Linked DNA regions of Homo sapiens: region 1 is linked to region 2. A link is a loop called in an ENCODE intact Hi-C map of the cell type or tissue named here. Cell type or tissue: K562. All regions are shown on one strand. Links, peaks and the distances in the headings refer to the core of each region. The heading gives the core; the rest is flanking DNA.

Region 1 (11,959 bases), core at 1,243-9,242, 140 kb after region 2:
TAAGTGCAATAGGGTCAAGAATTCTGTCTTCAGAGGCTTGGGTGGAGTGAGTGTGCATGTTTAAAAAGAGAGAAGTTTACAAAAATGTTTAAAAAGAAAGAAGTCGGGGGGTGGGGGGCGGGTGGGCAGGCGCAGTGGCTCACGCCTGTAATCCCAGCACTTTGGGAGGCAGAGGGGGCCAGATAGCTTGAGCTGAGTTTAAGACCAGCCTGGGCAACATGGTGAAATCCCATCTCTACAAAAACATACAAAAAAAAAAAAAAAAAATTAGCTGGCTGTGATGGCAAGCACCTGTAGTCCCAGCTACTCAGGAAGCAAAGGTGGGAGGATTGCTTGAGCCTGGGAGGTCGAGGCTGCAGTGAGCTGTGATCGCCCTTTGCACTCCAGCCTGGGAGACAGAGTGAGACCCTGCCTCAGAAAAAAAGGTATCCTTACCTGACATGGAAAAATTCCTCTGGGCACCCATTAGGGGACAGACACCTCCATTTACACTCATCCTTTTAAAGCCTCTTATAATTTGACCCACAATATAGACATCAAAAATAAGCTTGAGGGAGGCCCAGCAGCCATGGTGGCAGACAGGGCTGGCAGGTAAGGCTCTGGTGGCCACTGACTTGAGGGAGAGCAGCCTGCTGACCTCAGCCAGGGCTGCAGCAGTGGGGCCAGTGCCAGACAAGGTGCTCCAAGGGGCTAGGACCAAGTGCAGTCATCTTTGCCTCTCTGGCATCTAGCAGCATTGACTAGATGCTCACACACTCGAGAAATACGTGTTAAGTGAACGGTCCCTGTGACAATCAAGCAGACTTTTTTCTTTCCGATGACACACCTCCTCTGGCCGCCACTGTCACCCTGCAGAGCAGAATCACTCTTCTGCGGGGAAGCTGGAAGGGAAACAGGCCAGGACAGCCTGGGTGAAGCAGGACTGTGTTTTGATGAGCTGAGCAAGCCTGGGTGCGGGACCCTGAGGTTACGTAGCAGACCAGGGACCCCAAGGAAGACTGCATGGATTTTGTGGGCAAAATCAGTCCATTTCAGAAATAGTTGGTGGTTTAATTGAGCCTGTGGACCAACTTGCAAAAGCAGCAGAAAATGAGAAGAGGAAGGTAGTTGGTGCTTGGAACTTGCTCCAATTTATGGCAAAACACAGAGAAGCCCAACAGCAACAACTTCTAGCACAAACAGCAGAAGAGAAAATGTGGCTAAAAAGGTGGTGGATTGAATATGAAGCCTCGTGGAAAGTAGATGCACAGAAGGAAACACATTTATTGGCCAGTTTATTTTCAGATGTGACTAACGACCTGAGTATGTCGTGTGAGATGCAGTGTGAGGAATACAGCCTTTCTGAAGGTGATAATACAAATCTGGAGGGGGCTTGTTTTAAACTTTAGCGCATATCTGCTGGGGAACATTGGTGCCATGTAGCCGGCAGCCACGGCAGTACAGGTACTCATCTCTGGCATTCTTAGTCTGAACTGAACAGTCTGTAAACGTTGATCTTTTTGTTTTTTTGTTTTTGTTTTTGTTTTTTTTCTGTAAATTCACAAAGACTTGGAAGGAAGAGCAATAAATTATTGTTTTCCAAACAAATAAACTTGAGAGAAAAATAATCCTTTTTCTCTCTTTTTTTTTTGAGACGGAGTCTCGCTCTGTCGCCCAGGTTGGAGTGCAATGGCGCAATCTTGGCTCAGTGCAACCTCTGCCTCCCGAGTTCAAGTGATTCTCCTGCCTCAGCCTCCTGAGTAGCTGGGATTACAGGTGCCCACCACTATGCCCGGCTAATTTTTGTATTTTTAGTAGAGATGGGGTTTCACCATGTTAGGCTGGTCTCGAACTCCTGACCTCAGGTGATCCGCCTGCCTCGGCCTCCCAAAGTGCTGGGATTACATGCATGAGCCACTGTGCCCGGCTGAGAGAAAAATAATACTTTTATGTATATGCTTTTATAGGCACAAGATATCTCTAGAAATATCCATGAGGAACTCTCATATTTCATCAGATCTAAGATGCCCTCAATTATAAGATATACCATTGTTGCATGCACAAGAAAGAAAAAAGACTGCTAAACGGAGAGGCAAAAGATTCAGAATAGCCAACACAATGTTGAAGAAGAAGAAGAAGTCGGAGGACTGATACTACCCAACTTCAAGGCTTACTATAAAGCCACGGTAATCAAGAGACTGTGATATTGATAAAAGAATAGGCAAATAGATGAATAGAACAGAATAGAGAGCCCAGAAACAGACCCACATAGCTATACTCAACTGATGTTTGATAAAGGAGCAAGGATAATACAATGGAAAAAAAGACAGTATTTTCAACAAATGGTCCTGGAACAACTGGACATCCATATGCAAATAAAAAAAAAAAGAATTCAGACACAGACCTTGCACCCTTCATAAAAATGAAGTCGAAATGGCTCACAGACCTATATGTAAAGCACTAAACTATAAAACTTCTAGAAGACAACAAAGGAGGAAATCTGGATGATGTTGCGTATGGACATGACTTTTTTGATGCAACACCACAGGCATTAACCATGAAAGAAATCATTGATAAATTGGACTTCAATAAATTAGAGAAACTTCTGCTCTGTGAAAAACACTGTCAAGAGAATTAGAAGACAAGCCACCAACTGGGAAAAAGTATTTGGAAAAGACACCTGATAAAAGATTGTTATCCAAAATATACAAAGAACTGTTAAAGCTCAACAATAAGAAAATGAACAACCCAGCTGAAAAATGGACAAGCGACTGGAACAGACACCTCACCAAAGATTTTACAAATGAAGTAAGCATGTGAAAAGATGCTCCACATCATGTGTCATCAGGGAACTTCAAATTAGATCAACAATGCGAGGACCCAAACACGTGTGTTGCTCCACATCCTCACCAGCATTTAGTGTTGTCAGTGTTCTGGATTTGGGTCATCTCATTGAATCAGTGTGAATGAATGAACTCTCATTCATTGCTGATGGGAACGCAAAATGCTACAGGTTCTTCAGGCTCTTTGGAAGACAATTTGATGGTTTCTTTTCTTTTTTTTTTTTTTTTTTTTTGAGACAGGGGCTTGCCCTGTCACCCAGGCTGGAGTGCAGTGGCAAGATCACGGCTAACTGCAGTCTCTAACTCCTGGGCTCAAACAATCCTCCCACCTCAGCCTCCTGAATAGCTGGGACTACAGGCATGTGCTACCATACCAGGCTAATTTCTAAAACAAAAATTTTGTAGAGACAGAGTCTTCCTATGTTGCCCAGGCTGGTCTCAGACTCCTGGACTCGTGATCTTCCTACCTTGGACTTCCAAAGTGTTGAGATTGTAGGCATGAGTCACCACTCCCAGCCTAATTTGGCGGTTTCTTACAAAACTAAATATACTTTTACCATATGAACTAGCAATTGTGCTGCTTGGTATTGACCCAAATGAATTAAAAACTGGTGTCCACACAGAAATCTGCCCATGGATGTTTATAATCAGCTTTATTTATAATCATCAAAATGTGGAAGCAAGCAAGATGTCCTTCAGTAGGTGAATGTGTAAATAAACTATAGGTACTTCCAGACAATGGAATATTATTCAGCACTAAAAGAAATGGGCTTTGGGTGATAATAATGTGTCAATGTAGGTTCATTGATTATAACAAATTTACCTCTCTGTTGCAGAATGTTGATAGTGGGGGAGGCTGTGTATGTGTAGGGCCAGGGAGTGTATGAGAACGCTCTGTACTTCTAAATTTTGCTGTGAACTAAAACTGCTCTAAAAGATAAAGTCTATTTAAAAAAAGACTGCCAGTTAACTATATGACATGATGCCATAACGACAGCCTTGCATGACACATGATTGATCACACCAGCCCTTCATGGCTTTGAAATTTCTTGCATCTATTCTGAGAGATCTGGCAATTTCCCCAGTCTTAAATTGCATTGTCTGGCATGAATTTGAGTAGGTAACATTCCTTTTTCTCTTTTGGGTATCTTCCACTTTGGGGTCCTCAAATGGACCAAGCATGCATCAGCAGCATCAATATCACCAGAGGGCTTGTTAGAAACGTGGAATCTGAGGCCAGACGCCGTGGCTCACACCTGTAATCCCAGCACTTTGGGAGGCGGAGGTGGGCAGATCATGAGGTCAGGAGTTCGAGACCAGCCTGGCCAACATGGTGAAACCCTGTCTCTACTAAAAGTACAAAAAATTAGCCAGGCGTGGGGGTATGTGCCTGTAGTCCCAGCTACTTGGGAAGCTGAGGCAGGAGAATCGCTTGAACCCGGGAGGCTGAGGTTGCAGTTAGCAGAGATCGCACCATTGCACTCCAGCCTGGGTGACAGAGCAAGACTCCATCTCAAAAAAAAAAAAAAAAAAAAAAAAAGAAATGTGGAATCTGACCCATGCCAGACTTAGTGAATCAAAATCTGTGTTTTATCCAGATCCCAGCGGATTTGTGTGCACATTGCAGTCAGAGAGGTACTGCTGCTGAAAACCTCTCAATGGTTGCTCTGCAAGAAAATATGGAATGGAAATCATTACTCTAACAATTCATAAATTCGCTTCACTAATATCAATTTTGCACCTCACTGTTGTTTCTGTAACTTTCTGCATCCACAGTGACCTTTCATTTAAATGCTGATAGTACCGTCTTTTTGAAGATATTTTAAATAGCAAGTAAAGTCAGCGCATGTAGCGTCAACAATGCACATAAATCATTTGAAATGATGACAATACCAAAGCTATAGCCAAGTTTGCTCAAGTGCAGGCAATGGTATCAATGTGATGAGAGCCACCTAGCTGACAGCTATTGTAAGACACATCCTGATTTCAGAGATGTTAAAATGTGAAAAAACATGTATATCTTAGAAGTCAATGAAATATGGTAACAAAATAGGCTGCTTCTGGGGTAGGAACTGGATGGCTAGAGAATAAATGGGAGGGAGATATTTCATTGTATCTTCTATTTTGTAATCCCAGGACCCAAACCCCAAATCTCTGAATCACTTGTGTACTACTCAGTGATAGTAGACACTGTTTTTAATGTAATTTAAGATTGACTTGGCTTGGTGGTGGCTTATATCTGTAATCCCAGCACTTTGGGAAGCCAAGGCGGGTAGATCACCTGAGGTCAGGAGTTCAAGACCACCTTGGCCAACATGGTGAAACCCTATCTCTATTAAAAATACAAAAATTAGCCAGGCATGGTGGCGGGCACCTGTAATCCTAGCTATTCGGGAGGCTGAGGCAGGAGAATTGCTTGAACCCAGGAGGTGGAGGTTGCAGTGAGCTGAGAACGTGTCATCATATTACAGCCTGGGTGACAAGAGCGAGACTCTGTCTCAAATTAAAAAAAAAAAAATTGCCTTGGCTTGGCTGGGTGCAGTGGCTCATGTCTGTAGTCCCAGCACTTTGGAGGCCAAGGCAGGAGGATCACTTGACCCCAGAAGTTCGAGGAAACATGGCAAAACCCCATCTCTACAAAAAATTTAAAAGCTAGCCAGGCATGGTGGTGCTTGCCAGTGGTTCCAGCTACTCAGGAGGCTGAGGACGGGAGATGGCTGGAGCCTGGGAGGTCTAGGCTTCAGTGAGCTATGATCACACCACTGCATTCCAGCCTGGGCAACAGAGCAAGACCCTGTCTCAAAAAAAAAAAAAAAAAAAAAAAAAGACTGACTTGCCTTTTTGGAAGGCTCTATGTTTCAAGGTTATAGTAAAAAACAAAAGAAAACAAAAATCTCTAAAACTTCGGAGCCTTTTCCACAAATACTATTAAATGACTTATGCTCCTCATTTGTAACTGTTTTTTTTTTTTCTTATTTGGGTGTGAAGGGATGGGTGGAGATGATGGGAAGGCTTACATTTATCCCTGTTGAATAAGAGGCTGTTGGAGTCAGCCCACAGGTCTAAAACTTTGATTTTCAAATTCTAGTGTGCATCAGAGCCACCTGGAGGGCTTACTAAAACACAGATTTCTGCTGGGCGCGGTGGCTCATGCCTTAATCCCAGTATTTTGGGAGGCTGAGGTGGGTGGATCACTTGAGGTCAGGAGTTCGAGACCAGCGTGGTCAACATGTCGAAACCCCGTCTCTACTAAAAATACAAAAATTAACCGGGCATGGTGGCGGGCATCTGTAGCCCCAGCTACTCAAGAGACTGAGGCAAGAGAATTGCTTGAACTGGGGTGCAGAGGTTGCAGTGAGCCAAGATCACGCCACTGCACTCCAGCCTGGGCAATGGAGTGAGACTCTGTCTCAAAAAAAAAAAAAAAAAAAAAAAAAGAAAGAAAGAAAGAAAAAAAAGAGATTTCTGGGTCCCACTCCTGGAGTTTCTGATTTCAATAAGTCTGAGGTGGAGCCTAAGAATTTGCATGTCTAACAAGTTCCCAGGTGACGCTGATAGTGCTAGTCTGAGGACTACACTTCGGTCAGTTGCTATAGCCAGCCTGTGGAAATTCCTTTGGATCATGACGCCATCCTTAAGATATTAGCTGTCCCTCCCAGCCTATTTTCTGTACCTTCATCTAAATCATTGACAAAAGGTTGAACAAGGAGAGACTGAGGACCCAGCTTTGCAGCAAGAAGCTTCAGACTGCCAAGGATCTACTCATCAGTTCTTGTAGGATATGATGGGTTTCCATCAGCGAGAAACCAATAGTCATACTCCTCAGCCTACAAGCTCCATCCTGTTCGTGGAAACAGCCCAAGGAACTTTATGAAAACCTTGCTGACATCTAGGCAGGCACAGGGTTTATGTATTCCAGTCCACAGTTTTGAGGGTTGTTGCCATGCCCTGTTGAAGGCTGTGTGACCGTTGGCAATTGCCTAGTTTTCTTTCTCCATCTCATTTGGGGTGAGAGAGGCAGGAGCCAGCTCAGATGCATGAGTTTAAATTAGTCACACTCCTCAGCATCACTGGTCACCGAAAGATTCTCTCTTGTTTTATTTAGTTGATTATACCCCGTATTAATCAGAGTAGGCTAGGATTGAGAGGTGACAGCATGATGGCAGCCCTCACAGCCCTCGCTCGCTCTTGGTGCCTCCTCGGCCTCGGCGCCCACTCTGGCCGCGCTTGAGGAGCCCTTCAGCCCGCCACTGCGCTGTGGGAGCCCCTTTCTGGGCTGGCCAAGGCCGCAGCCGGCTCCCTCAGCTTGCAGGGAGGTGTGGAGGGAGAGGCGCGGGCGAGAACCAGGGCTGCCCGCGGTGCTTGCAGGCCAGCGCGAGTTCCGGGTGGGCATGGGCTCGGCGGGCCCCACACTCGTAGCGGCCGGCCCCGCCGGCCCCGGGCAGTGAGGGGCTTAGCACCTGGGCCAGCAGCTGCTGTGATCAATTTCTCGCCGGGCCTTAGCTGCCTTCCCGTGGGGTAGGGCTCGGGACCTGCAGCCCGCCATGCCTGAGCCTCCCCGGATCCGCTGAGGGCTCCTGCACGGCCGGAGCCTCCCCTATGAGCGCCACCCCTGCTCCACGGGTGCCCAGTCCCATCGACCCCCCAAGGGCTGAAGAGGGCGGGGGCACGGCGTGGGACTGGCAGGCAGCTCCACCTGCGGCCCCGGTGCGGGATCCACTGGGTGAAGCCAGCTGAGCTCCTGAGTCTGGTGGGGACTTGGAGAACCTTTATGTCTAGCTAAAGGATTGTAAATACACCAATCGGCACTCTGTATCTAGCTCAAGGTTTGTAAACACACCAATCAGCACCCTGTGTCTAGCTCAGGGTTTGTGAATGCACCAATGGACACTCTGTATCTAGCTACTCTGGTGGGGACTTGGAGAACCTTTGTGTCCACACTCTGTATCTAGCTAATCTAGTGGGGAGGTGGAAAACTTTTGTGTCTAGCTCAGGGATTGTAAACGCACCAATCAGCACCCTGTCAAAACGGACCAATCAGCTCTCTGTAAAATGGACCAATCCACTCTCTGTAAAATGGACCAATCAGCAGGATGTGGGTGGGGCCAGATAAGAGAATAAAAGCAGGCTGCCCGAGGCAGTAGTGGCAAACCGGCTGGAGTTCCGTTTTGCGATGTGGTTTCGTTCTTCTTTCGCTCTTTGTAATAAATCTTGCTACTGCTCACTGTTTGGGTCTACACTGCCTTTATGAGCTGTGACACTCCCCAGGAAGGCCTGCAGCTTCACTCCTGAAACCAGCGGGACCACGAACCCATCAGAAGGAAGAAACTCCAAACACATCCCAATATCAGAAGGAACAAACTCCAGACACGCCGCTTTTAAGAACTGTAACACTCACCGCGAGGGTCTGCAGCTTCATTGTTGAAGTCCGTGAGACTAAGAATCCTCCAATTCCGGGCACAGGATTATGCTGCAGTAACAAACAACCCAAGTCCCAGGAGCTTAAAACAAGAGTTTATTTTTCACCAAAATTATCTATTTAATAATGCAGGTTGGCAAGATGGAGACTAGGGGAGGGTTCAGCTAGTTGTATTTTTTCAGGGATCCAGGGTGATGGAAGTTTCTTCTCAACTTTTGTCTTCAGGATCATCTGTGGTAGTGGATCAGAGCATTCAATGATCTTCCACCACAAGTTAAATGCTCTGGTCTAAGCTAGCACACATGACTTCCACCCACAACTCTTCAGGTAGCACTGATTCCATGTCCTTGCCCAACTACAGGGTGGAGGAGGCAGAGAAGTACAATCCACCCAGGAGCTTGGGAGGAAAGGAGAATAGCCTCTGAATCATAGAAGACTCCATGGCAGCTGCTTTTGTCTCCCTTTGTCACTGCCACGCCTCCTCTTCCTCCATAAATAGACATTCCAGTGCTTTTGGTGTGTATCCTCTTTATTTGCATGTGTTCTTGCAAAATGTGTAGCGTTGTATTATGGACATGTGCTTGTGATGTATGTAGATCTATTGCGCTGCAAGGCTTTTAGTCTATTTTTCTCTTTTTTTTTTAATTTAACACTTTTTAATATCCATCCATTTTGCTAAATGTGAATCTAGTCTTATAACTGCTGCGCATATCACATTTTACTTATTTACTCTCTCAGTGATGGGTATCTAGATCACATCTTGCTGTCATAATACCACTGTGAACTTTTTTTTTTTTTTTTTTGCCTGATGAGAAGGCATTTTTATATATTGGGGCTAACCTTCTGTCTTTTACATTCCATGTGTATTTTTATCAGTCTGTGATATGTATGTTAACTTTCTTCATGTCTCCCATGGAATCAAAATCCTTAATTTTGGCCAGGCATGGTGGCTCATGCCTGTAATCCCAGCACTTTGGGAGGCCAAGGTGGGCAGATCCCTTGAGGTAAGACAGGCAGATCACTTGAAGTCAGGAGTTCAAGACCAGCCTGGCCAACATGGTGAAATCTCACCTCTACTAAAAATACAAAAATTAGCCAGGTGTGGTGGTGCACGCCTGTAATCCCAGCTACTTGGGAGGCTGAGGCATGGGAATCACTTGAACCTGGAAGGTGGAGGTTGCAGTGAGCCGAGGTCGCGCCACTACACTCCAGCCTGGGCAACAGAGCAAGACTGTCTCAAAAAAAAAAAAAAATCCTTAATTTTGTATTATCAAATCAGTGAAATTGTTGCCTATAGATATACTTTCAGAGTTTTAAAAAATTCTTCTGTATCCCTCTGTTGTCCTATATTATAATTCATATAATTTATTATTTTCCATTTTCAAATTTAGATATAGAATCCATTGGATTTCCAGCTTCATATATTGTATTAGGGAGATATGCAATTGTATTTTTCTTTATATGAGTAATCAGTCTTCCCAATGCAACTTATTAAATATTCTGTCCTTTCATAATTGGCATGTGGTGATTACTTTTTCTGTATCTATGGTGTCTGCAGCTGTCTCATTTATTTATTTGTATATTTTCTTTTTCTATATTAACTAGTCCTACCATAAGTCTATGTACTGATACATATTTTCAAAGAACAAACTTTTGGTTTTATGAATTTTCTTTGTTTTCTATTTCATTAAATTTTTAATTTTTAAATTCCTTCTTATTTCTTTATGCCTGCTTTATTACTCTTTCTCCAACTTCTTGAGCTAAATATTTACCCATTTATTTAAATCTATTTTGTTCTCTGGTAAATGTAAGGAAAGCTATATAATATTTAACTCTCTAAGTAAGTATTGCTTTAAGCATGCCACTCAGGATTTGACTTATATTAATCATCATTCAACTCTCAGAATTACATAATTTCCCCTATGGTTTTTTAACCCAAGAATTATAAAATAATGTTTTGTTTCCAGATATATGAGATTTTTGGTTATCATTTTGTCATTGACGTATATTTTTTAGTCAGATAACGTAATCTGTGAGATGTATTTTATTTAAGCTGCCTTCATGGTATTGTATATGGAAAATTTGTTGTAAGCATTCCGTGTGCTTAAAAAAATGTAGGCTAGATGCAGTGGCTCACATTTCTAATCTTAGTACTTTGAGAGGCTGGGGTGGGAGGATCCCTGAGCCCAGGAGTTCAAGACACACCTGGTCATCATAGCAAGACCCCATCTCTATGCAAAAAAAAAAGTTTTACTAGTTGGGGGTGGTGGCGTTTGCCTGTGGTCCCAGCTACTTGGGAGGCTGAGGTGTGAGGATTGCTTGAACCCCGGAGGTCAAGGCTGCAGTTAGTAGTGATCGTGTCACTGCACTCCAGCCTGGGTCACAGAGTGAGGACACACAAAAAATGTATATCCTCTGAATTGCTTGTATTAGTCTGTTTTCCTACTGCTATAAAGAACTGCCCAAGACTGGGTAATTTATAAAGGAAAGAGGTTTAATTGACTCACAGTTCAGCATGACTGCGGAGGCCTCAGGAAACTTACAATCATGACGGAAGGCAAAGAGGAGGCAAGACACCTTCTATACGAGGCAGCAGGAAGGAGAAGTGCTAAGTGAAGGGGGACGAGCTCCTTATAAAGCCATCAGATCTCATGAGAACTCACTCACTATTACGAGAACAGCATGGGGGAAACCGCCCCCATGATTCAATTACTTCCACCTGCTCTCTCCCTTGACACATGGGGATTACGGGGATTATAACTCAAGAGGAGATTTAGGTGGGGACACAAAACCTAACCATATCATTGCTTAAGCATACTAATTTTATTTTTCAGATCCTCTAGAGCTCTGCCTTTTTGTTATTATTGTTGCTATTACTTGATCTACCAGTTTTTGAGAAGAGTGAATTAAAATCCTCACTGCAGGCCAGCCACGGTGGCTCACGCCTGTAATCCCAGCACTTTGGGAGGCCGAGACCGGCGGATCACCTGAAGTCGGGGGTTTGAGACCAGCCTGGCCAACATGGTGAAAACGCAAATCTACAAAAATATAAAAATTAGCCGGGCATGATGGTGGGTGCCTGTAATCCCAGCTACTTGGGAGGCTGAGGCATGAGTATTGCTTCAACCCAGGAGGTGGAGGTTGCAGTGAGCCAAGATCATGTCATTGCACTCCAGCCTGGGCAACAGAGTGAGACTCCCTCTCCAAAAATAAAAATAAAAAGAATAAAATAATAAAATAAAATCCTCAATGCAATTGATTTACCTATTTCTCCCCAGTTGGTCAGTACTGCTTTATATATTTAGGTGGTATTGTTAGCCAAATATATAGTCCTTTATATGTTTACATGATATTATTGGGTAAAATATATATATATTCTTTTTATTTTTTATTTTTATTTTTGAGACAGAGTGAAGTCCAGACTAGAGTGTAGTGGTATGATCTCAGCTCACTGCAACCTCCATTTCCCGGGTTCAAGTGATTGTTGTGCTTCAGCCTCCTGAATACCTGGGATTACAGGCATGTGCCACCATGTCCGGCTAATTTTTGCATTTTTAGTAGAGAAGGGGTTTCGCCATGTTGGCCAGGCTGGTCTTGAACTTCTGACCTCAAGTGATCTGCCTGCCTCAGCCTCCCAAAGTGCTGAGATTACAGTTGTGAGCCAATGAGCCCAGCTAATATATATCTATTCTTTATATGCCAGTATATAATGCTCCTC
Region 2 (11,959 bases), core at 1,234-9,233:
GTAAAAGAAAGGGTAACCTACAGACTAAAAGAAACATAGACAAATCAATAAATGCATATGTAGGCAGTATGTGGATCCTGATTCAAACCAGCCAACTGGCAAAATAAACAAACAAACAAACAAACAGCACTTCCATGAGACAATCAAGGAAATCTGGACACTGACTAGACATGGGATGCTATTAGGGAATTATTGCTAATTTTTTGGGTGATGATGGTATTTGTGGTTATGTTTAAGAAAAAGTCCTTAGAGTCTTTTAGAGCTACCTAGTGAACTACTTACAGATGAAATGATATCTGCAACTTGCTTTAAAAGAATGTAGTTTCTGAGGGAGGGGTTGAATGGATAGGTGTAGAGGAAACAAGATGGGGGTATGAATTCATGTTATTGGAGCTGGTAGTGGCTACACTGGGGTTCAATTTTAGATGCAAATCACAAAATGGGCACGAAACCAGGGGAGTTTAGCTCTCTAGACACTGCACAAATACCTTACTTGCCTATCCAAGTTCTTTTTTTGTTTTTGTTTCTTGAGATGGAGTCTCACTCTGTTGCTCAGGCTGGAGTGCAGTGGTGTGATCTCAGCTCACTGCAACCTCCACCTCCTGGGTTCAAGCGATTCTCCTGCTTCAGACTCCCGAGTAGCTGGGACTACAGGTGTGTGCCATCATGCCCAGATAATTTTTTGTATTTTTTTAGTAGAATACGGGGTTTCGTCATGTTGGCCAGGGTGGTCTAGAACTCCTGACCTCAAGTGATCTCTAGGTCTCGGCCTCCTTCCAAAGTGTTGGAATTACAGGCGTGAGGCACTTCACCTGGCCTGAATATCCAAGTTCTTGACTTGCCTCTAGATAGCTATGTTCTCCAGAAGAGAGAAGGGGTGGCAGGAACTGCTCCCCAGGCTGGGCCAGATATTGGTCCACCAGGATAAACTGGCTGAGGACACAGGAGAGAAGTGTGGAACCCTGGGAGGGGCAGCTCGGGCAGAATTACAGGGAGGGAATGGCTTTGCAAAATTCAGAGTGAATCTTGCTGGAAGGAGGGTAGGTTTCAAAACTTCAGAAAGAACCAGGATGACTCCAAAAGGAAAGATGCTTTCTGAAAGTTGCAAAACTCTCAAGAAGTGATAATCACAAATGAGAAGAGAAAATTAACCCCCAAACCCAGTATAGTTTCACTGGGAGTCTTTTTTGAGAATAATCCATAAGGATTTTTAAAGAACTTTGTCCATCCATTGATCTACCTATTACCAACATAAATAGAATTCCCTGAAAATGCCTTCATTTCTAATCAATGTAACATTAAATTATAATAAAATATGACCCATACTGGTTTCAAAGCCATTTTCTAGTGAGAGATTTCTCTTTGGACTGTTAAAAGAATTTTAAGAGGTGTTGCGGAAGGCAATGGATTTTAATCCCTCAGAAGAGGGTCCCAACAAACAGGCATTTACAATTAGGTTCAGAGCAATCACTTGGGCAAGGAAGAGCTGAGCCAACCATTATGCTGCTGGGGTAACTGCTTAGAGAAGGCTCAGCTTTCCAGTTCATATTTTGCAAAGTGAGTGGACCAAGTACTGATGAAAACGAATTAAAGTCAGAAGAGAATGAACTGGGGAAAGAATGCATCTAATGGTACCCAAGTGAATTCAGATCTCCTGGCTCAAATAAATTATGTCTCAGAGTGCTGAGAGACTATAAGAATAGTGAAACAGCTTTCCTGTGGTCTTTGAAAAAATATGGAGAATGAGAATGAGGTTCTGTAAGAGTGGGATGGGCAAGCATGACCTTAACACCCCAAAAAGGGAAAAAAGGCAAGGGCAGTATGAATTAAGATTGGAGATGAATTAATGGGATGTGGATGTAGACGATACTAAAAAAATACCTTGAAAGCAATATGCTAATGAAACCTTAAGAATAAAGTACATTAAGTACTTTCCCATAATGCTATCACACCGACCTAAGAAGTATTTTTACTTGTAGAAGGAGGGGATTTCTTTCCAGGTTTTGCCTATATACAGTCATATTTTTAAAAAATTATGATAAAAACACATAACATAAAATTTACCATCTTGTTTTTTTTTTTTTTTTTTTTTTGAGACAGAGTCTCGCTCTGTCCCCCAGGCTGGAGTGCAGTAATGGCATGATCTCGGCTCACTGCAACCTCCGCCTTCTGGGTTCAAGAGATTTTCCTGCCTCAGCCTCCTGAGTAGCTGGGATTACAGGTGCGCGCCACCACACCTGGCTAATTTTTGTATTTCTAGTAGAGGTGGTGTTTCACCATGTTGGTCAGGCTGGTCTCAAACTCCTGACCTTGTGATCCGCGTGCCTTGGCCTCCCAAAGTGCTGGGATTCCAGGCGTGAGCCACCGCACCCGGCCCTTCCCTACTTTTAATATATACATTCTGTCGTGTTATATATTTTTCTTGATTTTTTAAAATAAAAGCTGCCTCGTTTCCCACTGAGTTGGTATATTATTAATTTATTTAACTATCTCCCATGCTGGACATGTGGATTATTTCTAATTTGGGCACTGTAAGAGAGTAATCCTGCAGTGGGGGCAAAACCAGGACCAGCCCAGCCTGCAGAGAGAGGAAGAGGGCACGATCCTAGGCAGGCTGGCCAAGCCCAAGACAGGGCTCCTGCCTTGCACAGCCGGGCCTCTGGGAGGAGGGATGGTAGAGCCTCTGGACCCAAAAGACCCAGCCAGAAGGTTCTGGGCTGGTAGCAGGTTGCCCTTCAGGGGCAGAGTCAATCTGTAGAGAGGTCATCATCTCCAGCTAGTTCAGCTTGAGTGTGAGCAGAAGAAAACCATGTTTGTACCACACAAGGGAGTGGGCCAAGAGTTTTTGGTACCTGCCAGGCTGGGCTTTGTTAGTTCCACTGGGGTGGAAGGATGGGGCAGAAAGATGGACTTCAGACTAGAGTAGGGATGGCCACCTACCAAGCCCCTTTCTTCCTTATCAGAATCTTTTCCTTTTGCAGGATGTACTTTTACAGGAATGAGTTAGAGTCTCTCATTATACTGATAAAAAAAAAATTAACAACAACAAAAAAACCCACAAAAAGCCCCAAGGCACTAAGGGCAACCATGTGGTCAGGTCAACTTCACAACCCAGTGGTGGAAAAGCTGAGCTGTTTCCCAGGGTGAGGTTCCGTCCATAGAGTCTCATTTAAACGCTGCAGTTTCCCCCTCTTTGTTTGGCTGTGATTCAAAATTACTGATGGCACAAAGTTACTGTATTTTATAGCTCTTCAACTATAAAAACAAATTTTAGGAAAGTCCCAGTCTCTGGGGAAACTTTATGAATAATATTTGCTTTTGCCATAAACTCATCTCTAGCCTGAAGTTTGCCCATCAAAAGCAAGAGAGACAATATCCCCACCATTTGGCAGGAAAAGTGGTACCTGCCTCTTCCCCATGGCAGGAAGGCCTTGCTCAAAGAATGCTAGGATGTTCAGGTTTACCTGAACCAAGGAGGTCAGGTCTTAGTGATGTTAACACATCCACTTAGCCCGGAGTATAATGTGCCTTTAAGGAGATTTGAAACACTCCTCTGATAATTCCCCTACTGTCCTGTAAGGAAGCAGTCCTTGGGACTGGCTTTGTGGAAGACAATTTGTCCACAGCCTAGGGAAGGCAGGGGCAGGGGGATGGCTTCAGGATGATTCAAGCACATTACATTTATAATGTACTTTTTCCCTATTATTATTACATTATCATACAGAATGAAATAATTCTACAACTCACCATAACATAGAATCAGTGAGATCCCTGAGCTTATTTTCCTGCAACTAGACAGTCCCATCTGGGGGTGATGGGAGACAGCGACAGATCATCAGATATTAGATTCTCATAAGAAGATGCAAACTATCCCTCACATGCGCAGTTCACAATAAGGTTCATCCTCCTATGAGAATCTAATGTCACTGCTGATCTGACAGGAGGCGGAACTCAGGCAGTAATGTGATCAATGGGGAATGAGACTAAATACAGATGAAGGTTCACCCACTGCTTCCCTACTGCTTTGCCCACTGTGACCTGCCCACCGCTCACCTCCTGCTGTGCGGCCTGGTTCCTAACAGCAGTTGGGACCCCTGCTGTAAGGGGCTTCTGCCCCTGGCCTGGGCCCTGTGCTACTGTCCTCCTCACCCTCACCTCCTTCAGAAATCCCTCCTCATGGACCCCCCACTTGACTGAGGACCTCCTTGGCACCCATATGCCTAAATGTGTAATATCTTAGTAACATGTATTTGTTGCTTTGTGGCTTTGTAAATATCACTCTGCTGTCTTAAGTGCTGTGAGGTCCTCAGATACAGACTATCTTTTACACCCAAACTGCAATAAAATGCTTTTGTTTTAGTTTTATTATTACTGGTCAATTCTGTAACATAAGGTTGTTGAGGGCTTTCTTGGGAAAGAATTTATTTTACCTGAAACCAGACCAAAAATGCTTCTCTCCCCATTTTCTTTAAGCTCCATGAAGGCAGGGAATTAGTCAGCCTTGTTCAAGGCTGTGTCCCTGTTACCTAGGAGGATGTCTCACCACACAGAGTCCCCAGGCGGGTTGGCAGCTGTTTATGCTGAGGGAACATGTTAAAGTCTGCCGGATACCAGGTGATTTCAGGGCATCTGTGTCCCTCCTTCAGTGGTTCAGCACATTTAGGTAGAAGGTGAGCTAGTTTAGCAGCAGCTAGACTTTGCTAACTACAGCAAGCGGGTGGCTGGCTTCTCTCTGAGCCTTCAACCGGCTCTGGCTAGATGGGAGGTGAGCTACGGGAGGAGAAGCCAGAGGGAGGGGTTCACTGAGGAAGCGGGTCTCCAGACTCAGCTAGGAGAGATTTACCAGACGCATGAACTCTCGTGTGGCCCCTGCAGAGGCAGACGGGCCTCCCCGGCTCCACCTTGGTGTGATGGGAAGCACTTATGCAGCTGCCACCATCCCAGTGCTGAAAGGCTCATCGCCCTCAAGCCTTGGCAGGAAAAAAAAAGGTTATACTGGTTTAAAGTAAGGAACTGTGCTCCATTTATTCCATAGATCTGGTTTAAATGTTGAGGGTACCTGAGCCTTGGACCAGCACACACAAGGACAACAGTGTCTCTCTGACCTGGTGCCAGTTCCCATATGCAGGACCACATGATCTTAGCCTGGGCAAGTTAGTTCTCTGTGCTCCAGACAATAAAGTTGCAACTTGCTCTTTGTTGCATGAGGTTGGTGTGCCAATAGTTAGTTATGTGTATGAAGCCCTCTGAGGTCTCAAGGAAGAGGCTGTGTAGGCTATGTCTGCAAAATGTATAGCACCTCACAGATTTTAGTTTTCTAGCTTCTTGAGCCTTCTTTGCCTTAGTTCAAACACCTTAGCTTGCTGCGTCAATCATGTGCTCTTGCTGACAGCAGATGGCGCTACTGCAGCAAAATGAGATGAAGGGATTGTCGTGTTAAGATTTTGTGCATTGAAAAAAAAGAAAACAAAACAAACGTCCTAGTTCTGCTCCCTTGGATCCTGGGGTAGGCCCCTTGCTCATGTCTTTCTTATCCCAGTGACTGGGCCCGACAGGACTTTGGTTAATTCTGGTTACACGTGGCTATGAGCTGGGAGTTGGATATTACTAGTCCCACCAAGATAAAGGCACATGTCCTCTCAGCTGACTCCCCAGTGTCCAGAGGAGTGAAGGAAAAGATTCCTGGTAGGAAGATGGGGGACTAGCCTGGTCCTGGAACGCGAGAGCAGCTGGAGAGACCACTGAGGTCACTAACCCCGGGGACTGCTAAACGTAACTAAACTGAAAACTCGCCTATGAAATGTATCCAAAATGCAGACTTCTGAGGTCCCATGCCTCCAACTTCATGAATCAAAATCTCCAAGGGTGGGGCCCAAGAAACAGAATTTCTTTCTAACATGATCCTCCAAGTGATTCCTTATGAAGTGAGGCAGTCACTAGTTCACTGGACCGGTCTTTGTGATCCGCCGATCGAACCCACCTCCTTCATTTTACAGTGAATGACGATGATGACGATAATGAAAATGAACAGTGGCTTACGTTCTGCGTGCTGGGCACTGTTCTAAGCACTTCACACGCATCAACTCATTTGACTCTCAGCGGTGCTATGAGGTAGGTACTGCTTATCATCATCATCCCCATATTGCCGGCACGGAAAAATAGAACCCAGACCTTGGTCCTGGGACTCAGGAAGGGTTTCATCAGAGATGTTTCTCATGTCTATCGTGGGTACATTTAGATCACCTTTTTCAGCCAGCTTTAAGCCTCATAGGGAGAGGCTGAATCCTGGGCCCACATGTGTCTTTTGGGTGTGCTGGCTTTAAATTCCAGTAATATGTATTTTTAGAAATAATATAGATGGCCTCTATCCATCAGAAAGTAACAAGGTATGTTTAAACTGCAGCATGAGATATACAGGTGAGGCAAAAAGATTCTTTGAATAACGATAAGGACTGTTTGGCATTAGACTGGATCAATAGGGAGGTGTTTTTAAACTTTCCCGTGTGTTTCAAATTTTTTCATCAGATTTTTAATAACTGGTTATACTCATTGGTAAAACGAAAGACACCATGAAGAGTACAGAAAAAAATATGAATGTATTTGAAGAGCCTGGAGAGGTGTGTGTATAGTGTGAGTGTGTGCATGTGTGTGTGAACGTGTGAGTGTGGTGACTCTTGAGAGACCTGGGACAGCAGTGATCTTCAGGGGAATCGGGGCAGATGACCACGCCCTCCTGGGACTCATCCTGTGGGGCATCTACTGGCAAGAGACTAAGGGGTGGGAGAAAGCTTGACCCAGTAGATCAGCTCCTTTGTGATGATGCCTGGGATGCCTGACAGAGACAAATACTTAAAGGTGAGGACACTGATTAAATGATTTCTACAGATCCCTTCCAGATGCCATCTGGGACTCATCTCTTGCAGGAAGGAGGGATCTGGGATCCCAAGGCCCAGCTTTCAGATCCCAGCTTGCCAGTCTCCTGTGCTCTTTCATTAATCCACGTTTCTATAAAAACTCCTGAAGCCTGAACAAATTAAGTCACCTGACAGAGATTCCCTAGGAGACAGCAACTATCAAAGGGGGTTTTACTTCTCCAATTACAGATCTGACCCCAAAACGCAGCTGCATATCCCAGGCTTAAGGGGTCTGATGGGGCATCTCCAATGTATGATATGCAGACAAAACAAGGTGAGTCCAAGACTCAGAAACTTCTACTCAGTCGGCCACAGTGTTCCCCGGTCTTCACAGAACAGTGTGTTGTGCGTCGGGGCATCTCTATAAATAAGGGCTAACTGAAGGCCCTGATGGAAGGCGGAGATGACTCACCTCAGTGCACTGTACCCCTGGCACACGCTGACGCAGCACAGGACCTTCTCTTGGTTTGCCTGAGTCTCCCCCAAGTATTTGCACACAATGTTACCACCCAGGCTGAAGCCCACGACGACCAGCTGGGTCAGGGGATATGTCTTCTTGATGTAGTTCACCATGGCTCCAAATTCCCACGTGCAGCCTGTGGGCAAAAGGGTGAGATTGCTCAATCATTTCAGGTGCATCCTATCTGGAGAAAATGCAAGCTGGAACGTTACTAAATGGGTGCCAGTATACTAAAAGAGAGAGAAATATATATGTGTATATATACGTGTGTGTGTCGGGGGATGTGTGTGGAGAGAGAGACAGACACTGCTCTTTGGCTATCCAGACAGAAGTTCCCAGATGCCCCTTGGGATAAGAGGAAACAGGGCCTCAGCAGTGCCAAAGCGTGGAGGTACCATGTATCAAATGTACAATGCTTCTTAAAAGGTAGGTCACAAGAACCGTGTCTAGATAATCATGGATATCAAAGCAGATTTCAGGGTGTGCATGAGCACATATGCTCACACACAGACCTAAATAAAAGCTAGGCCAGCCTGGACAAAATGGTGAGACCCCACCTCTACACACTACAGGTGTGTCCTTGTAGTCCCCGCTACTTAGGAGGCTGAGGCAAGAGGATCCCTTGAGCCGGGGAGGCAGAGGCTACAGTGAGCCAAGATCGCATCACTGCACTCCAGCCTGGGTGACAGAGTGAGACCCTGTCTCAAAAAAATAAAATAAGTAAATAAATAAATAAATGCAAGAGCAAAATCCTTTGAGATTAGCTTCCTAGGCTACAAATTGGGATGCTATACCCATGTGTATGATGATTCATGGTGTTAAGAAAAGTAGCAAGTGGATGTTATTTACAGAATCTTCTTGACAGAGTTGGAAAGGAGAGGAAAGATAAACTTCAGTCCAGAGGGACTGCCAGGATGCTCTGTAGGATTAGGGTAAAACGTTCTTGGTGACATAGGGACAGGGTGCCAAGGGAGGCAGGCTCATTCAAAAATACACAGATGAGACCTCTTAACAGAGAGGGTTGTTTGGGCCTCATTTGCCCAGGAGAGATGATCTCAGCTGGTGTCCCCTTGGGAAGTTATTGAAGCCATGTTATGTCTCAGCAGCTTTGCTAAGAGGAGGAGGTGAATGGCCATATTACAAGTGAAGGGATTCATCACATCCTTCTAAGGCCCAACCTCAAACTCTGTAGGGAGCCAATTTAAAATCTAACATGGAAAGATAGGGATGTCGACGCAAAGCACATACAAAATAGACTGGCATGAGAAGAGTACGGATTTACAATGGAAACGGGAGTTGTTGACTTTGGCACCAGCTCAGAGGTTTTGGCATTCTTAATAGAGTTGAACAGCTCCTTCCCTAATCATCAAGCCATGGGGGAAAGTATCTTTTGAGCCTGGGGTAAACTCCCCTTATATCTGTCTTCTTTTGTGGTAGGATGTAGCCTAAGCCAGGCCGGCACAGCCCCATGCAGTTCTTAAGCTGCAGTGTGCATAGAATCACCTGGAGAGGGTGTTAGAAATGACCATTCCTGGGCCTCAACTCCAGAGAAGCTGATTCTGTAAGATGGGGACCAAGCCCAGGAATCTATAGTGACTTTGTTTTTGAGTAGGTAATTCATGCCCATGGTAGAAAATTCAAATGCTGTAAAAGATGGAGTGAAAGGTAAGTTTCCTATATTCTTTTTAAAAATACCAGTGGTAACATACACATTGTTCGGTGGCTCTTTTTTTCCCTTTACAATATGTCTGGCAATATTATGCATCAATACACTTGAAACTGCCCTATTCTTTTTTATTTTTAATGGGGTATAACATACATACAGGAAAATGCACAATCAATGAAATTTTACACATTTATACCCAGGTAAGCATTGCCCAGATGAAGACGCAGAATATTTTTGACACCCCTGGAGGCCTCCTCATGCCTCTTCCCAGACAGTATCCCCTATACTTTTGACTAATAATCATGATCTGGAAATGCTGGGGGCTTAGAAGGAGCTTAAGCAAGAGATGCCTAAAACTAAGGGAAAAACCGGGCCAAGAGCTGCTTCCTCCCAAACAGCAGGACCCAGGCACCAACTTTGAGAAGGCAGCCCGTCTCCCTCTCCAGTGAGATAGTAGAGGATCAAGCTGCTTATTTTTCTCCCTCTTACACTCAGCAGAGGCTGGGGCAGTTTGCAGGCCTTCAATAAAGAGTTGCTGAATTGAGTGGATTCTGATGACAAGGCCTCTGAATGGGCCCTGAGGACAGGGAAGGAACAAAAACCTGGTCCAGAAGGATCCTTGAACTCTTAACTTTGGAATGTGAAATGCCAGACTGTTGTCCCCACCGAAGTCAGATTCATTCAAGTTTCTTTTTGTTCGTTTGTTTTTGAGACAGAGTCTCGCTCTGTCACCCAGGCTGGAGTGCAGTGGCACAATCTTGGCTCACTACAACCTCTGCCTCTCAGGTTCAAGCGATCCTCCTGCCTCAGCCCCCTGAGTAGCTGGGGTTACAGGCATGTGCCACCATGTCCAGCTAATTTTTGTATTTTTAGTAGAGACAGGGTTTTGTCTTGTTGGCCAGTCTGGTCTTGAACTCCTGACCTCAGGTGATCTGCCTGCCTCCGCCTCCCAAAGTGCTGGGATTACAGGCATGAGCCACTGCCCTGGCCAAGTTTCTCTTTTTAAGAAGGTAGCAATGGAAGGAATATTATGCCTCCAGGGAATGCTGGATTTCAAAATGTAGCTGTGATATAAAAAAGGGGATGTGCAAACAAACAGCTGAGAGCACAATGAGCAATTAGCTGATATCAGCTTCTACACCACGCAACAAATAAAAAATTTAGAAATCCCAAAGGAGACATTTGTTCACCTCCCTTGGGCCATAACAGGCACTGAAAACCAGGCCTTAAAGGAGCAGCCTGGCCTCATGGCTAAGTGAAAAGGCCCTGTGGCCAGACTGCTTGGGCCTACCACTTAGTGGCCCCAAATGTTCTCAATTTCTCTTTGATGACAAGTAACCCCCGTATACAGGGAAAATCTTCAGCTTCCAGGCTCCTTTCTGGAGGCTTAGAACCTACAGGAATAGGATGAGGCCTGGGAATGGGAACTTTCAACAAACAGCCCAGACAATTTTTGTAGTGAGGAAACTGTGCAAAATACCGTTACCTTGGGTAAGTTACCAAACTCTCCTAGGTCTGTTTCATCATCTGTAAAATGGAAGTAACAAGAGTAAAGACTTCGTAGAGTTGTTTAGAGATGTGAATAAAGTGATATACATAAACAGCTTAGATCAGGGTCCAGAGCATAATAAGCATTCAATGTTAATGGCTATAACTGACTCTAATTATTTTCTCTTTTAAAAATATGTAAGTATACCCATGTTTATAGCAGCATTATTCACAATAGCCAAAAAGTGGAACCAACCCAAGTGTGCCTTGATGGATGAATGGATAAGAGCAATGTGGTACATGTGTACAATGCAATATTATTCAGCTTTAAAAGGGAAGGACATCCCGTCACATGCTACAGCATGGAAGAACCTTGAGGACATTATGCTACATGAAGTAAACCACTCACAAAAGGACAAATACTGTAGGATCCTACTTATGTGACATACCTGGACTAGTAAAATTTACAGATGGAAAATAGAATGGTGGTTGCCAGGGGCTAGGGAGTTGTTGTTTAATGGGTATAGTTTTAGTTTTGCAAGATGAAAAAATTCTGGAGATTGGCTGCAAAACAATCAATATACTTAACACTACTGAACTGTACACTTAAAAATGGTTAGGATGAAATTTTGTTATGTACATTTTATCACAATTAAAAATATATTTAAACAAGAGTGTAGCTGATCTAAAATTTAGGGTTTTCTCTAAAGTAGTGTTCTTCAACCTGATTGCACATTAGAATCACCTGGGGATTTTTTTTAAAAAAAAAGCAGGAAAAATATTTATTATAGGGTATTAAATGGCTTACTGAATCATTGAGAGAGTTAAAGAAATAGCCTCAAAGCCAAACACCTGGGGAGCTTCTAAAACACCCATACTAATGCCTGGGGCCTCCCCAGCTTCATTAAGTCAGAACGTCTGGGGGTGGGATCTGGCCATGGGTGTTCTTCTACAAGATCCTCAGGTGCAACCACTGTGGCTGTGGCGCACTGCTCTAAGGAACGAGGCTCTCTCCAGCTCAGACCAATGCGAGAAGGCATTTTTTTGAAGCACTCTCTCATCTCTGGGCCACCCCTTTTCAGACTCCCTTTCCTTTCTACTTGCAGTAAACAACCTTCACAGATGGGGGCGCTGCTTAGCCTTTCGGAAGCTTAGCCTGGTAGCAGTTTTCCAAACATTTCCTCAAAGCAAGGTTTCCACAGGTAGCACATCGCCGTTCAACACAACCAGGCGCTTCCTGTAGATCCACTAATACCTAACAAACAGAAAATTTAAATGCCTTTAAATCCATGTAACTGCTTTCTGGTAATCTTTCTTGTAAAGAGTGAATTGGAAAAGCTGCACGGAGGTTATATATTACTGCAAGAATGATGCTCTAGCTCAGTGGTTCTCAGAGTGTGGCCCCTGAGCAAGCAGCATCAGCATTGCCTG

The links. A loop is a pair of places that touch in the nucleus more often than their neighbours do. Peaks named below come from ENCODE experiments on the same cell type or tissue, not always from the same donor. Only the 100,000 strongest peaks of a DNase experiment are listed, where the experiment ranks them.
Region 1: it touches region 2 in a loop (4-fold over the local background); 7 of 110 quality-filtered maps call a loop at or near these places.

What each region holds. Positions count from the first base shown.
Region 1 is chr15:89,027,224-89,039,182 of GRCh38, reverse strand. No RefSeq gene overlaps it. Among named protein-coding and RNA genes, the nearest start is that of CARMAL, 7.8 kb to the left of the region's middle. RefSeq lists an enhancer at 7,060-7,561. In K562, for the core only: a CTCF peak has its summit at 4,774; a DNase peak (open chromatin) is centred at 4,757; H3K27me3 peaks cover 56 bases.
Region 2 is chr15:89,171,363-89,183,321 of GRCh38, reverse strand. ABHD2 (abhydrolase domain containing 2, acylglycerol lipase) reads right to left here. Exons shown (of 11, transcript NM_152924.5): 6 at 7,327-7,510. Among named protein-coding and RNA genes, the nearest start is that of RLBP1, 44 kb to the left of the region's middle. RefSeq lists a silencer at 5,250-5,544. In K562, for the core only: a CTCF peak has its summit at 5,399 (motif pointing right); a DNase peak (open chromatin) is centred at 5,401.